3 separate regions of the Homo sapiens genome follow, and all the other regions are linked to region 1. Evidence: read pairs that join two places in POLR2A ChIA-PET (ENCODE). Cell type or tissue: CD4-positive, alpha-beta T cell. All regions are shown on one strand.

Region 1 (5,000 bases):
ATAGGAACACTTTTACACTGTTGGTGGGACTGTAAACCCGTTCAACCATTGTGGAAGGCAGTGTGGTGGTTCCTCAGGGATCTAGAACTAGAAATACCATTTGACCCAGCCATCCCACTACTGGGTATATACCCAAAGGACTATAAATCATGCTGCTATAAAGACACATGCACACGTATGTTTATTGCGGCACTATTCACAATAGCAAAGACTTGGAACCAACCCAAATGTCCAACAATGATAGACTTGATTAAGAAAATGTGGCACATATACACCATGGAATACTATGCAGCCATAAAAAATGATGAGTTCACGTCCTTTGTAGGGACATGGATGAAATTGGAAATCATCATTCTCAGTAAACTATCGCAAGAACAAAAAACCAAACACTGCATATTCTCACTCATAGGTGGGAATTGAACAATGAGAACACATGGACACAGGAAGGGGAACATCACACTCTGGGGACTGTTGTGGGGTGGGGGGCGGGGAGAGATAGCATTGGGAGATATACCTAATGCTAGATGACGAGTTGGTGTAGCGCACCAGCATGGCACGTGTATACATATGTAACTAACGTGCACATTGTGCACGTGTACCCTAAAACTTAAAGTATAACAATAATTAAAAATAATAATAATAATAACAATATGTTATGCTGTAGTTGCCCTCCAAATGCTTGTCTTCTTCAGCTGAATTAATAGAAGCAAGTTGTTTAAAATACAGAAAGCAACAGTACCGGCCTGTACTGGTCAGAACCCACAGAGGGAAAGTAGGGCCTCTTTCTGGAAACAAACTTTGATTGCTGGGGGTGGATATCATTGAGAAACTGGGTCAGAGAAAGGCCACAGGCTGGTGAAAAGTCTGGGAATCGTCGCACTGAAGGAAATGGCTATGCGTGACCCAGAGAAGAGAAGACTCAAGGGAACACGAAGCCATCTCCAAAGCCATGAGATGCTCTCTTAAGAAAGAGGAATTCTATTTAGCTGCGTGGGCCCACAGAGGAGAGCCAGAATCAGTGGGTAAAGGTTTCAGGGAAGTAGATTTCAGTTCAATATAAGAAAGACTTTTCTAAGAGACCTGCTGGCAAATATAAACAGGCTACCTTGATGAGTATTCAGTGAGGCTGAATGACCACTTATTAGAAATGTCAGAGAGGAAACTCAAGCATAGATCCCATGTTTGGATCAGATAAACTTGAATGTTCCTTTCAGTCCCAACATTCTCTGTTAAAATTAGATTGTACTCCAGCCAAAGAACAGATTTCAATGGCACTTAGATATATCTCTTATAATTGTTAAGAACATGTGCATGGTCAACAAATATTTCTGACCGTTGTTGATTTGGTGGATATTTAAAAAGATTTAGAAAATTTACTAAGAAAGAAAAATGGAATAAATATACAAACTGTAGAGGACAGTCACAGGACCTTGGGAAGGTGGATGGTCCCCTACTAAGATTTTGGGGTCCCAAAGTACAAGCTGTAGCAAAACTGGACTTGTGCTAGTCAACATCTTGTTTATTTTGTGCAAAGCTGCCATCTCAATTTCACACACACGCAAAAGCAAAAAACAAAATAACGGAGCTTGACTTATCTACTAAAAGCTAATCTATCCTGAAAGAATGTGTTAAAATTACTCCCAGTAAGAGCTGACACAGTATAAAAGCTGTAATTTCCCAACTACCATCAGTATGTGAGATTTTGGGAAAGTCGATAGAAGCAAAGGATGATTTAGTAGCTGTATCAGGAACATAGTTTTCATATCCACAAATTGCTACAGAATCATGGAGTGTCACTGGCTCTAAAGCGCTGCCGGTGGACGCCACCTCATTAGCTGACACCTCTTAATCACTGTGGCTGGAATGTGGGCTTCCCTATCTTGAAACCGACCGCGGGCGATCAGAGCCGGCGGCGAGTGAGAGCTGCAACCACTGCGGGCTGAGCTCCGACACCAGAATCGGCGCAGAGACAGGGGACCGACCAGGCCAACTCTCTCCACTTGGGGCTGGGAGGGCAATTACCACCGACCCCCTTGGCTTCCCATCTACGACCCCGGAAGCCTCCCCTCCTCCAGGTACCCAACCTTCTGCGTGTCACCAATCACCCGCTACCCCCGCCTCCCCGCCCCCGGGAGCGCCTCCCAGGCCAAGGCTCCGAGGGCCCCGCGCATCTCCAAGACCGGACAGGGGTCCTCACTCGCAACACCTGCGGCTGGCAGAGGGAAAATACCAAGGGTGTGGGGGAGGGGGAGAGTGTCTCTCAGCCGCCTCAGATGGTCCTTCGGGCTCCCTGGGGACGCGCAGAGCTTCGGCGGAGATGGGAGCGGGGAGGGGTTAACGCGGGAAATTAAGAGACTCGGGCAATTGGCGGTGCTCAAGTTAACCGGGTCTGTGGCGAGAGTTCTGGGGTTGGGAGCTGCCGGCCGCGCACTCGCCCCGGGTCTGCAGCCACCGCCGCGGCGGTAGTTCTAGGGCGGAGCGCTCTCCCGCGCCGCGCCGCGGGCTGGGGGCACCAGAGGCCGCGCGGAGGCCGGGGCGGGCACCTGAGCTGGCGCGCAGCCGGGGCAGGGGCTGCAGTCCAGCGCCGGGGAAGGGGCGACCGAGCTGCGTGCGTGTGCAAGACCGGCCGCCGGCGCCTCGCGCCCCGACAGGTGCAGGCGCGCGGGCTTCCCATTGGTCGCGGCGGCGGGCCCCTTTCCCCGTCCCCGCCCTCGCCAGTCTCCGGCCACGCCGCGGCGCCGGCTGGGTTGGCAGAGGCGCGTGCTCGCGCGCCCGCGCACCCCTCGCCCCGTCCCCGCCCCCCCACTCACCCCGTCCCCACCCACTCCCTCTCTCCGCGCCGCCGCCGCCGCGCGCTCGCGAGTTCAGGTAGCGGGCGCGCGGGCGCCTCCGCGGGGGCGCGCGGCCGGGCTCCCGTCCTCCCCCAACACCCGCCCGCTCGGGGGCGCCTGGGGAGGGAGCGCGCGGGCGGGGGAGCTGGAGCCGAGCGCCGCCGCCGAAGCTTCCGTCTCGCTCGCTCGCGCAGCGGCGGCAGCAGAGGTCGCGCACAGATGCGGGTTAGACTGGCGGGGGGAGGAGGCGGAGGAGGGAAGGAAGCTGCATGCATGAGACCCACAGGTAAGACCGACAGTCCCGGAAGGGTCTTCCATTCCGAGGAGGCGCGCGCAGGCCGGGGAGGGGGAGTTGGTGCCTGGTGCAGCTCCCCAAGGGAGAATTTTTTTTTTTTTTTTGACAGCGCAGAGAAATCTCACTGGGGACTGGGGCAGTAGGATCGATCCCAATCCCGAGGAAAACCAGAGAAGTAGCTGGGGGAGACGGTGCCACATTGTGAGATTCCCAGAGTGAAATGTATAGGCCCAGGGAAAAGTGTCTTCGCGGCCCCGAGACGCGGGGAGGCTCTAGACTTTCCTGTGGTGGGCACAGCTGCTGAATCCCGGGGACCGGCGCGGAGCCAATGTGCGCTAACCCCTGCCCTCCCTCCTGTCCTCCATCCCCCAGCACGCGCAGCATCCCACGGCGGCTGTTACTCAGTGCACCCGGCTCGGGGGAAGGCGGGGGACCTCGCCGTGGGAAAGGGGGCGGGGGCCGCGCGGGGGAGGAACCAGGATGGAGCCTGGGAAGCCGAGGCGCCGGGTCCCAGAGCGGAGGAGGGGGAGCGTGGCCCCCGAGCCCGGACAGACTGGCTTATTGTGGTGTTCCGCTTCTGGTTGCAGACTCTTGCAAGCTGGATGCCCTCTGTGGATGAAAGATGTATCATGGAATGAACCCGAGCAATGGAGATGGATTTCTAGAGCAGCAGCAGCAGCAGCAGCAACCTCAGTCCCCCCAGAGACTCTTGGCCGTGATCCTGTGGTTTCAGCTGGCGCTGTGCTTCGGCCCTGCACAGCTCACGGGCGGTGAGTGACCCAGCTGTGGTGGGAGGGCCTGGGGATGGCCCAGAGGGGAGAAAGAGCCTAGCTGCCAGGACAGCCCTGCACCCCTCCCCCATACACCCAGACTTCAGGAGGATCTGACAACGCGAGGGTGCCTGCGTCCCAGCCTATGGCCGCCCTTCTCCGAAACCGCTGGAGTTCCCTGAAAATTCCCATGTGGAGCCCGCACAGATTCACACACCCACATTCTGTCTGGAGCTTCCCACCAGCCTCCGGGCCTGGCTTCTCCCAAGGAAAGACAATAAAGCCTGGCCCATTATTCCCACTTTGGCCAAGGAAGCGGGGGCGGGGGGGGGAGGGGTGGGGGGTGGGGGCAGTGGGGAGTGGTGTATTTGTGGACCTCTTGCCAATGCCTTCAGCAGATAGAGGTCAGATTTCAGCCTCTGGATTTAAGCAAGAGTTTAAGAACCACCTTTGAGAATGTGAAGGGTCTGGAAACGTGGTCAGACTGGCTGCGGGGCAGGTTTATTTGAAAGTTAACTTTCCCTTCCCCTGTGTGTGCAGCATGTATGTGTATGTTGGGGGCGTGGAGGAGGTGCAGAGGTATTCTTTCAGGTGTGCCTCTGACAGATTGCTTTGCTCATCGAGGTATGATTTCAGGGAATAAAGTCAGTTGCTCTTCTATGAAGTAGAAGTTAGCTGAAATAAAATTGATAGCCTCAGCCTCCGTGGGCGGCTAATCTATAACATATTTGGTTCTGGGGGAGGGGTATCTTTTAGTTGTGGTAGAGGAAGACAGATGGAGTTCCTGTCTGAATTTGAGAGCCTAGTCTCCCTGCCTCCACTGCTCATTGCTGTCCATCATTCCTGTCCATTGCAAACGTTCTCTAGAGCTTGCTGATGTGGACGTTAAAAGGAGCTGAGATACTGTTAATATATAAATAAATTATCTTTGGTTGAAAAGCAAGTATTGACTGATGTAAATAAACCATTTTAGCGTTTTAAAATATTGCTGTTTCAGAGAATTCAAAGGTGAAAATGGAAAAAAAATGAGTGAAAAATTAGCAAAAGTGGAGGAGAGGTGTAATAAGTTGGGCTTTAACACAGAGTAATCAATAACCCAGGCAT
Region 2 (5,000 bases), 130 kb after region 1:
CAGCATGGGAACCCCAGCAAGTTTGGACACCAGTGATACTAATAGCTATTATTTATTAAGTGCCTACTGTGTCCCTGACCTTTGTGTTATGCAGTTTTCATACATCTTCAAATCCTCTCAACAACTGGAGGAGTTGGGAATTGTTTCACTCATTAGACAGATGGGAAAGCTAAGACCCTGAGAAGTCAAACAAGCTGCCTAACACCCTGAAGCTCATCAGTGGTAGAGCTGAGGTTTGAACACAAATTTGGGTAACTCCACAGCCCACGGCCCTATATGCCACTCCGTGCTGCCTGCCTTTGCTCATTAAATGATTGATTAAATGGTTGATCTGTATGGTACAGAAATTCTTGAGCACACCATGGGACCATTTGCCTCGGGGTGAATGCAATGATTTGAACAGTCGTTCATCTTTCAGGCCCAGTGAGAAAAAAATGCTGCTGATAACAAACTTGCATACATTTATGTGGGCTCTTTCATGACATTTTCTGTGCTTTGAAAAGAGTTTTGGTAATTTTCTAATCCTACAGTGGCCCTCAGGGGCTTGTTTAGAGAGCCTTTGAGGAGAAGTGCCTTCCTGCTCTGTGTACCTCTTTTTCTCTTTCATAAAAATGTTAGATATTTAAGGTGTACAACATGATGTTTTGAGATACATCTACACAGTGAAATGACTATTACAGTCAAGTAAGTTAACATAATCCATTTCCTGAAATCTACTCTCTTAGTGAATTTCCAGTGTATAATACAGTATTATTAACTGGAGTCTGGATACTATACATCAGAGCTCTGGGCTTCGTCCTATGGAACTGCACCCTTTTACCCTTTGACCTACATCTTCTGATTCCCTCTACCTCCCCAACCCTGGTAACCACTGTTCTGCTCCCTGGTTTTATGTATTCAACTTCTTTAGATTTCACATATAAGTGAAATCATGCAGTATCTTGTCTTTCTGTGCCTGGTTTATTTCACTTAGCAGAACGTCCTCCACGTTTCTCCATTGTGTCCTAAATGGCAGGATTTCCTTCCTTTTTAAGGCTGAATAATATTCTGTGGTGTATATTGCCTATATTTTCTTTATCCATTCATCTGTCAATGGACACTTGCCATACCCTTGACCACAGAAAGGGGCTCCTGTCCCAGAGAAGATGCCGGCCTCCTGAGCGTACAACAGCGCTGGGGAATGCTCCAGCAGTGCAGGGAAGGGGGCCCCCAGGCAGTCCCGGGGCCACTGGAGACCCCTTCCTTGTGGGAAGAACCAGGAATTGAGTAGAGGAGAAGCAGCACGGAGGAGGGCCTCCAAGGAGAGAAGAGCCCTTACGGCCACATCCCTGGATCTCCCAGGACCAGTTCAACAACGTGGCCAGTGCCTTTTTCTCTCTCCCTGTTCCTCATCAGCTGTCCTTCCCTTTGCTTCCTTCTGCTTTATTTCCTGGAGATGCTCCCAGAGCACCCTGGTGGTAGCAAACTTGAAAAGAGCCCCTGTTTGTGGAAATGCAAGGGGTTGTGTGACTGCATTTGCCAGCCCAGGAGAGACCCTGAGGCAGAGCAGCAGAAAGCTCCTGGGCCTCAGAGTCAGAGCTCAAAGCCTGTCTCTGCCAGTGTCCACCTGTGGGATGCTCACAGCAGCCACCTGACAGCCACCATTTACTGAGCACACCTGGGCCTGCCAGCCTCAGATCTGCCCTGGACCTTCCCTGCACTGCACCAGATCTAGACAGGCTGTCCACCGCAGACCCTGTTTCCCAGACCCCCTTGTCACCTGGCTCCCCACTGGCTTTGTCCAGAGGGAGCCTGGAGGGTGGGCAGGTGGAGAACCAGGCTACTTCTCCCTCACTGTTCCTGCCCTGGGGACATCTCCAGCGGGGTCTGAGTTTCCCCGGGCTCCAGTTCCCGCGGGATAGACCTCCATGGTTCCACCTTCCACTAGGGACCCCAGCAACGAGACCCCTTCATCCCACCAGCCCAGGAGCGGTAGTGGCTTCCTGCTCTCACTAATCTTGGGGTGTTCCTGCTGGCTTCTCCACTTTGCCATCACCTCGTTAAATTCCATCTCTTTAGATACTCAAGTCCTGGTTTTCCCTGAATAATCACAGTTTGTCAGCTCTGAACTAAGCCCTCACCAGCATTTCTCGAGATAGCCCTCAGAGACTCTTGTTGTACAGCTGAGGACCCTGAAGCTCAAAGATGCACAGGGATTGGTTTAGGGTGACTCGGCTGGTGAGTAGTTCAGCCGGAATTCAGACCTAGGCCTGTCTAGAGCATACCTGGGCTTCTACTCACTCCTCTAGTTGCTTCTGTGAGTTTCCGTTTCCCCTTCTCTGAAAGAACCAACAAGATCTACACTACAGTGTTGTTTGAAGGACTAGAGAGTGCCTGTAGTGTGCCTCCAACCCTGCTTCACACGCATCGGGACACCTCCGGCAGGGTGGCCTGCTCTGCAGGGAGGGCCATCTTGTTTTCCAAGTGGCACCCACTGCTGCCAGTGAGTAGTTTCAGTGGCCAGTGTGGAGAGGGCACCTCTTCTGGCCTGTATGGTGGGCAGTGCCTGTTCTGCACTGGCCAGGGTGTTTGGTTACCCCAAGGGAGGGAATCAAAAGTTAACTCTTTTTCGTTTAGGTTTTTTTTTTTTTGGTCAGAATTCTTACTGGTTTCTGTGAGTGTGGGTTTGAAGTTGGCACTGATAGAATCTGTGGTTTGACTGTTTCTTGAAGAATGTTTAAGCAGCAGCACTGTTTATTTCTGAGTCCTCATCCAAGAATGAGCTCCTTGTGGCATAAAAAGCACCGAACTCCCACTGAAGCCGTCTTTGTGGTGACAGAGATGGAACCGTCCTTACCTCGCAACCTAGAATGCAGTACCAAGATACTAAAGACACTAAAAACAACTTTTTCTTCCCCTAACATGATGGGATATTCGAGTCAGAACCCTAAGGCGTCCTCCTAGGGTAGAATAAGCTTCCATTTGACAGAGGAGAAAAATCAAGGCTCAAAGAGGTTAAGGGATCTGCTTAAGGTCACACAGTGTGGTGTTGGTGGCAGAACCAAGCCTCATGCCCAAGGCACCTAACTCTGGTTGCCCTGGAGGCTGTGCCCTGGCTCTGCAAGCAGAGCTAGAAGAACTGCTCCATGTTCGTCATTGGCTAAGCCTCAGCAGAGCTGTAGGGGATCAGGTTAGGGACACTGCCCTGTGATTTTAATAGACCCAAATTACTACTGTGGTCACAGAAACAGGCTTGGGATAACTATGCCTTTCAGTAAAGATTTTGTACAGAAATATGTTAATTTTATTTACTAGGTTGTCTGGCACATAATAGCATGCATTATTAATACAGTAGCTTAATACTCTCTATTAAATAGGCATACTCTTTGCATTGTAAAACGAACCTCTCTTTTACGATGTACTTCACAATGCCATGTCACAACGGCACGTGCTCAGAATATTACAGCAGGCTTCCATTCCGCCTTCCATGAAATACTAAAAAAGAGACCATCTCTAATGCAACTCAGTAGCCTGGTGATTAATCCATAAGCACATTTTTAACTGAGTTCTCCTAGGCCATTCTTCGTCTTAGGGGCTTCAGACAAAGGTGAGCTTGTGGTTCTGAAACTTTTATTCTCCCCTACTGCCCAAGTCTGTCCACTACCTCCAATGGTGAGTCACGGAGATTTCGTCTGCCACCCGCGGCCTTGTGAGCGCTACAACCACGGAACTGTGGTGGAGTTTTACTGCGATCCTGGCTACAGCCTCACCAGCGACTACAAGTACATCACCTGCCAGTATGGAGAGTGGTTTCCTTCTTATCAAGTCTACTGCATCAAATCAGGTAAGACTGAAGGCCTCACCCTTGGAGGAGATGGACCCTCCTTGGACCATCTGCACATAGTGGGTGGTGGTTATGTACCAAGCTGTATCTCTCCTCCCCCACCCAGTGTCAGGAACAGGATATCGAAACATATCATTGCGGGTCGATGGGGCTGCTGTTGGGCTCTGTGCCAGATGCTTGTAGGTCCTGTTCAGACAGTCAAGAGTATTAACTGTCTGCTGGAGGTCCTTCCATGGATGCTAGGGGCCTAGGGACCCTATTCAGAGGGTCAGGAGTATTAACCTGTCCATTCCCAGGTTAAAAAGCTGACCATCTAAACAGGGTCCCTAGACCCCTAGCATCCATGGAAAGACCTCCAGCCTCCACACTCTTTTTTCTCCCAGCCTTGTCCTTTTCCACTGGTAAGGACACAGGCCTGTGGGTGTGACCAGAATTAGATGCATTGCCCTGGACCCAAGCAACGCATAACTTTACCTTTCTCTTCCACTCAAGGACACATATCAGAATACAGATGATACTGTGGGTAACACCTGCTCTCACTTGTAAAACTATAGGCCATTTGCAAGCTTCAGGGCTTCATAGTTAAAAGCAAATGACTTAATTGCAAACCACCTTCCCCACTGGCCTCAGTGCACCTGGGTAGTGACCACAGGATAGAGACTGGGGCACCAGCACACACCCACTGTCTCCTTCCCACTCTCTCCAGCCCTTTCCAGGCTGGGGATGCTGCCCTGAGCAGTGCTGATGACTGCATGCCTTTCCCCTGGACACAAGGAAGCACTTGTTAATGCCAGGTCTCTGGAGGCGCACACATGATCCTGTGAGCCAGCCGGGGGAGAAGTGCAAAGAGAGTGTCTAAGAGGGTGGTCATGACAAGGCAGAGAGACATTTAAGAGACAGGGTGGCCTGTGCCCAAAGGATAAGTCTCTTCTGGAAAGGTCTGCTCTTGCTGCCCCTGACCTGGCAGGCAGTTGATGGCTAGAGGTGGTAGGGCATGAGAGCTGTGGAACAGGGGTCCCCTTTACCCTCTGTTTCTTGCTTTACCCAACCCCACAGCATATCCCAGAACATTCACAAAGGGCCCAGCTTCCCACTCCCCCACCCCTTGGTCCATTTCGGAGCAACTTCTCCAGGCAAGAGAGATGCCCACCTCTGTTCTCAAGAGGCAGATGCATTA
Region 3 (5,000 bases), 150 kb before region 1:
TAGAATTTTTATAGTTTCAGGTCTTGGGCTTAAGTCCTTAATCCATTTTGAGTTGATTTTTGTGTAAGGTGAGATATGAGGATCCAGTTTCAGTCTCCTACACGTGGCTAGCCAATTATGCCAGCCCCATTTGTTGAAAAGGGTGTCCTTTCCCCACTTTGTGTTTTTGTTTGCTTTGTCAAAGATCAGTTGGCTATAAGTATTTGGGTTTATTTCTGGATTCTCTATTCTGTTCCATTGGTCTACGCACCTATTTTTATACCAGTACCATGCTGTTTTGGTGACTATGGCCTTATAAGATAGTTTGAAAACAGGTAGTGTGATACCTCCAGATTTGTTCTTTTTGCTTAGTCTTGCTTTGGCTAAGCAGGATCTTTTTTGGTTCTATGTGAATTTTAGAATTGTATTTTCTAATTCTGTGAAGAACAATGGTGGTATTTTGATGGGAATTGCATTGAATTTGTAGATTGCTTTTGGCAGTATGGTCATTTTCACAATATTGATTCTACCCATCCATGAGCACGGGATATATTTCCATTTGTTTGTGTCATCTATGATTTCTTTCAGCAGTGTTTTGTAGTTTTTCTTGTAGAGGTCTTTTGACTCCTTGGTTAGGTATATTCCTAAGTATTTTATTTTATTTTATTTTCACAGCTATTGTAAAGGATTGAATTCTTGATTTGATTCTCCGCTTGGTCGCCGTTGGTGTGTAGAAGAGCTACTGATTTGTGTACATTAATCTTGCATCCAGAAACTTTGCTGAATTCTTTTATCAGTTCTAGGAGCTTTCTGGAGGAGTCTTTAGGTCTCAAACTCCTGAGCTCCAGTGATCCACCTGCTTTGGCCTCCCAAAGTGCTGGGATTACAGGTGTGAGCCAAGGTGCTTGGCCTTGTTTGGCCTTTAAAAGCTGCCTTGTGTTAAATAAATTGTCTAATGAATACAAATGCCATGCTATTAGTGGAAGGATTACTCCCCTTTAGAAGCCTCTATAGATGTGGAGTGAGTAAGAAAACTAGCAAACACAGATAAGATTGAAAAATAATAGTTCTGCTTTAGTCTCTCACACTCTTCAAAGAATCAAAGGCAGTAATCAGTGCGATCTATGTCACCATAAGTTCCCCACATCAGGGCTGTTGCAATATTTTAAGTGGATTTCATTGCTGGTGATTTAAAAAACACATAAATGGCCGGGCGTGGTGGCTCATGCCTGTAATCCCAGCACTTTGGGAGGCCGAGGCGGGCAGATCACGAGCTCAGGAGATCGAGACCACCCTGGCTAACACAGTGAAACTCCATCTCTACTAAAAATACAAAAAATTAGCTGGGCATGGTGGCGGGTGCCTGTAGTCCCAGCTACTTGGGAGGCTGAGGAAGGAGAATGGCGTGAACCCGGGAGGCGGAGCTTTCAGTGAGCAGAGATCACGCCACTGCACTCCAGCCTAGGTGACTGAGCAAAACTCCGTCTCAAAAAAAAAAAAAAAAAACACACACACATAAACACATCTCCTGTGGTCTGCATGTGGCAATGGGGAGATCAAGAACAGGGACAGGTCTCTGCTGACATTTATTTCTCAGTACACCACAGGTGCCTCCCTACCAGAGACCTGCTTTCCTGGCATAGATATGTGTGTCTCTGCCGCCAGAGATAATTTTTTCTGCCATCGATAGCATTTTATATATGTGACAATCACTTACACGAGGAGTTATTTATGTGGCACTTTGCAAAGTGCTTTAAAAATACAATTGCTATTCAGTTATTCCTTACCAATCCCTTGTCAGGCAGGCCATGTCTCCACATCAAGCTTTAGAGCATCCTGAGGCATAATGCTTCGTGCTTACGTCCCACCAGAAGTTGCAAGTAGGAATGTGGGTTGCCACCCCAGGGCTGCCCACAGGCTCTGGGTATCTCTATTTGTGCTGGAAGCTTTCTCTGCAGGAGTCATTTCCAATTCAAATGAGGGATTTGCAGGGAATGGAAGGGCCCAGAAGTCAGGTAGCTGGTGTTTGGTCAGGGCATAGTGCTTAGGACACCCCAAGGCCCTCCCCACCTGTGCCCAGAGTCCAGGAGAGCTGTGGGGCAGAACGGCTGGTCCCTATGAACAATGATTTTCCTGAAGACATTCTTCCAGAATGGTCTATGGGGCTATTGTTCTCATTTAGATACTCACTGACTACCCAGAACCCAGACAACAATGGGTCCTGTCCAGCCCCTCCCAGGAGTAGGCATGAGGGAGGTAGGGAGGGTGTCCCTGGTCCTTGAGGGCCAGCTTTGCTCCTGACACGTGGTTGAGCCTGGGAACAGGCCCAGGGGCCCCCATGAGGGCAGGCCAGGGTGGGATTGGAAGGAAGTGGTAGGAGGCATGAGCCCCAGCCCTTACAGCAGCAGTTGCCATCTTCCCCGTGGCTCTGGGACTTGGCCTCTCTATGGGGACAAAGAACAGATGGCTCTGAGCAAGCAGGAGAGGGAGGAGCTGTGCATCCTCAGAGGGCTCAGCCCCACTGGCCAGGGTGGCCACACTCCCGTGTGGGGAATCCCGGGAGGGGGTCCCCTGCCTGCCTGGTCTGCCTGAGCTGACAGCCTCTGAGTTGGGTGGAGAGAGAGGATAGTGTCCACACAGTGAGGATGCCCAGCCAGCTGCAGCCCCCAGGAGCCCCGAGGCAGTGTGGGGAGGTGGCGGGGGAGGGAAGCTGGGCAGAGACTTCCCGTTCCAAGATGCACCACCCCTGCACGCCTCATCTTGTCTGATGCTCACAGCAGCCCTGTGCAGCCAACGTTATTAACTCCATTTTACAGATGAAGAAACCAATATTCAAAGTGGTTATCAACTTGTCCAATATGATACAACTAATTAGGAGTGGAGAGTGGGCTCATTAGCTTCTCCAATGAGCCAAAATACCTGTGTGTCTCCCTCTGGGGCTTCAGTTTCCTCAGGTATTAAATGAGTATCTTTTGTATTTCTTCCGGCTCCAGTGGCATGTGGCTTCCTGGGAGGCACCCGGCATTCACCTCAAAATTATCTGTGGCAAAGCCCCTTTCTGATTTCCGTGCTTGATGTGATCTCTAGTGAAGCCTTTACCTTTTCTCTGGTTTCCTGGAAGAAGCTGAGTGTACAGACAGAATGCTGGTAAGAGGCCACGGGGCCACTGAGATCAGTGAGTTTTTGTCACAACTGCAAGTTGAAGAGGCTGTGACATTTCAGTGAGTCCCCAGCTACATCTTGAGGAAAAGGGAGTGTCCTGGCCCACAGGTCCCTGCTGGGGATGGGGCTATCCAAACGTCTGATAAAGTTTGTCTCTGAACTACTGTTCTCTTCTCTTGAAAGCCATTTGGTTTTAGCTCCTCTAAAGGGCCCTGTGTGAAGCACCTGTTTTAACTCAAGAGTGTTCTCCTCAATTTCCTTGGGAACATGAACAAGACCCTTCTATTTCCAGATCCGAGGTCAAGACTAGCAAAGGCTCTCATCTGTGTGGGGACAGCTTTGCTCCTGGCAGTGGCTCTTCTCCTGCAAGGGTCTTCAGGTTTCCACTGCCAGGAAAGTCAGTCTCTTGAATGACTTGAGAACAAGATAACAACAAAACCTGGAAAAGGCTCCCTTACTTGTGGTATGGGTTTGCCTGACCAGCCACCTCCTGGACAAGAGGTGGGCAAAGGGGGACTGGCTCTTGGTGCCTGTGTAGGAGGCTTCTATATCAAAATTGGAAATACCCATTAGGAAATTGAGATTGATTGAGTGAGCACTGGTTTGCACTGGCTCTTGGATGTTTTATTTCTTAGCTTGTGTTTGCTGAGCACCTGCTGTGCCAGAGCCTTGGCCTATGGCTTTAGAAGAGGGCAGGGTCTGGGTGTTGTGGCAGATATGTTTGGTTTCTGAACCAACAGTGTTTCTAAATCTCCTTCTTCCTTTGTGGCTGAGAACGTCACTCTCAAGATAGAAGCAGCTGCAAATGCCATTTCACTTTCCAGGCTTTCTCAAAGCTGTGGAGTGCATGTCAAACCCAACGTTGACTAAGGAACCAGCAAGGGAAGCCTTCTAGAGAACTACTAGGGAGGATTTTCTCTCTGGCAACAAAAGAAATGTAAAAGAGAGGCTGTCCTCCCTTCCTTCTGATGGGCTTGTGTGAGAACCAGTGGTCAGCGGCCATCCAGCTACCTTGAGGGGACCAGATGACACTGAGGATGGCAGAGTGCAAAGAGGGGAGGCAGCAGGTGCCTGACAACTTCATCACACAGAATTAACCAAGCCTAGAACTTCCTGTTTCCAGACAGCTCGACCTGTGAGATAATAAATGTCCTTATTGTTTAAGCCATTTCAGTTGAAATATTCTGTACTCGCAGCCAAAAGCATCCTAGGTGATACACACAGAAAACAGAGTCTTCCCACGCAGGAGATTAACACCCAGGGGAGACAGGAAATGCACCCATCAGGCATCTGAAGAGCATTTACCAACCCATGTTGTCCCCATAATTTACAGCTGGGTCTTATTTTAGAAAAGAGATGCATTCATAGAAACAGTGTGTGATACAAATTATAATTCTCAATTAATTTCATAAATGTTTCTGAGATGTGGTTTCTACAGTCTTAATTGATCTTTAACAATAGCTCCTAACACTTTGGAGTTTCTTTCTTCTGGTTTGACAAGTGGTAAATAGCTGGAAATCCCTACCATTAAAGTAAAATTATTTTGTAAACAAGGTATCCTTTTTACCAAATGAGTATTCATTCTTTAATTTACCCTTCTGGTAATTTCAGATTTTGGAAATAAGGGTCCTCAGGAAAGCCTCATCTGAATACCAGGCTCTGTGACCATGTTTATTATTCTCAAAGACCAGAGAAGGGTAAAGCATGTAATTGTGTCTGCACCTTATTATTCCAAGTGTTTATTGTAGCCTTAGCTGTGATTGGTGTAATGAGATGATAAAATGGTGCTTGTGGCTGAAACTCCTGGATAATACATCATTCAAAGGAAGAGGGAGATTTTTTGCAGAATTTACCATGGA

What was found. Peaks named below come from ENCODE experiments on the same cell type or tissue, not always from the same donor. Only the 100,000 strongest peaks of a DNase experiment are listed, where the experiment ranks them.
Region 2: POLR2A ChIA-PET joins it to region 1 with 10 read pairs; 3 of 35 experiments call an interaction of 5 or more read pairs at or near these places.
Region 3: POLR2A ChIA-PET joins it to region 1 with 23 read pairs; 2 of 35 experiments call an interaction of 5 or more read pairs at or near these places.

The regions. Positions count from the first base shown.
Region 1 is chr1:223,362,174-223,367,173 of GRCh38, reverse strand. SUSD4 (sushi domain containing 4) reads left to right here and starts at 2,998. Exons shown (of 9, transcript NM_017982.4): 1 at 2,998-3,117; 2 at 3,714-3,896. The coding sequence starts at 3,749. In CD4-positive, alpha-beta T cell, no CTCF peak of the experiment used is centred here; DNase peaks (open chromatin) are centred at 1,953, 2,233, 2,943, 3,573 and 1 weaker place; H3K4me3 peaks cover 2,278 bases; H3K27me3 peaks cover 356 bases.
Region 2 is chr1:223,228,020-223,233,019 of GRCh38, reverse strand. It overlaps SUSD4 (sushi domain containing 4), which reads left to right. Exons shown (of 9, transcript NM_017982.4): 6 at 3,632-3,823. Among named protein-coding and RNA genes, the nearest start is that of TLR5, 87 kb to the right of the region's middle. In CD4-positive, alpha-beta T cell, no CTCF peak of the experiment used is centred here; DNase peaks (open chromatin) are centred at 2,379 and 2,749; H3K27ac peaks cover 3,233 bases.
Region 3 is chr1:223,513,728-223,518,727 of GRCh38, reverse strand. No RefSeq gene overlaps it. Among named protein-coding and RNA genes, the nearest start is that of CCDC185, 120 kb to the right of the region's middle. In CD4-positive, alpha-beta T cell, no CTCF peak of the experiment used is centred here; a DNase peak (open chromatin) is centred at 3,057; H3K4me3 peaks cover 325 bases; H3K27ac peaks cover 1,943 bases.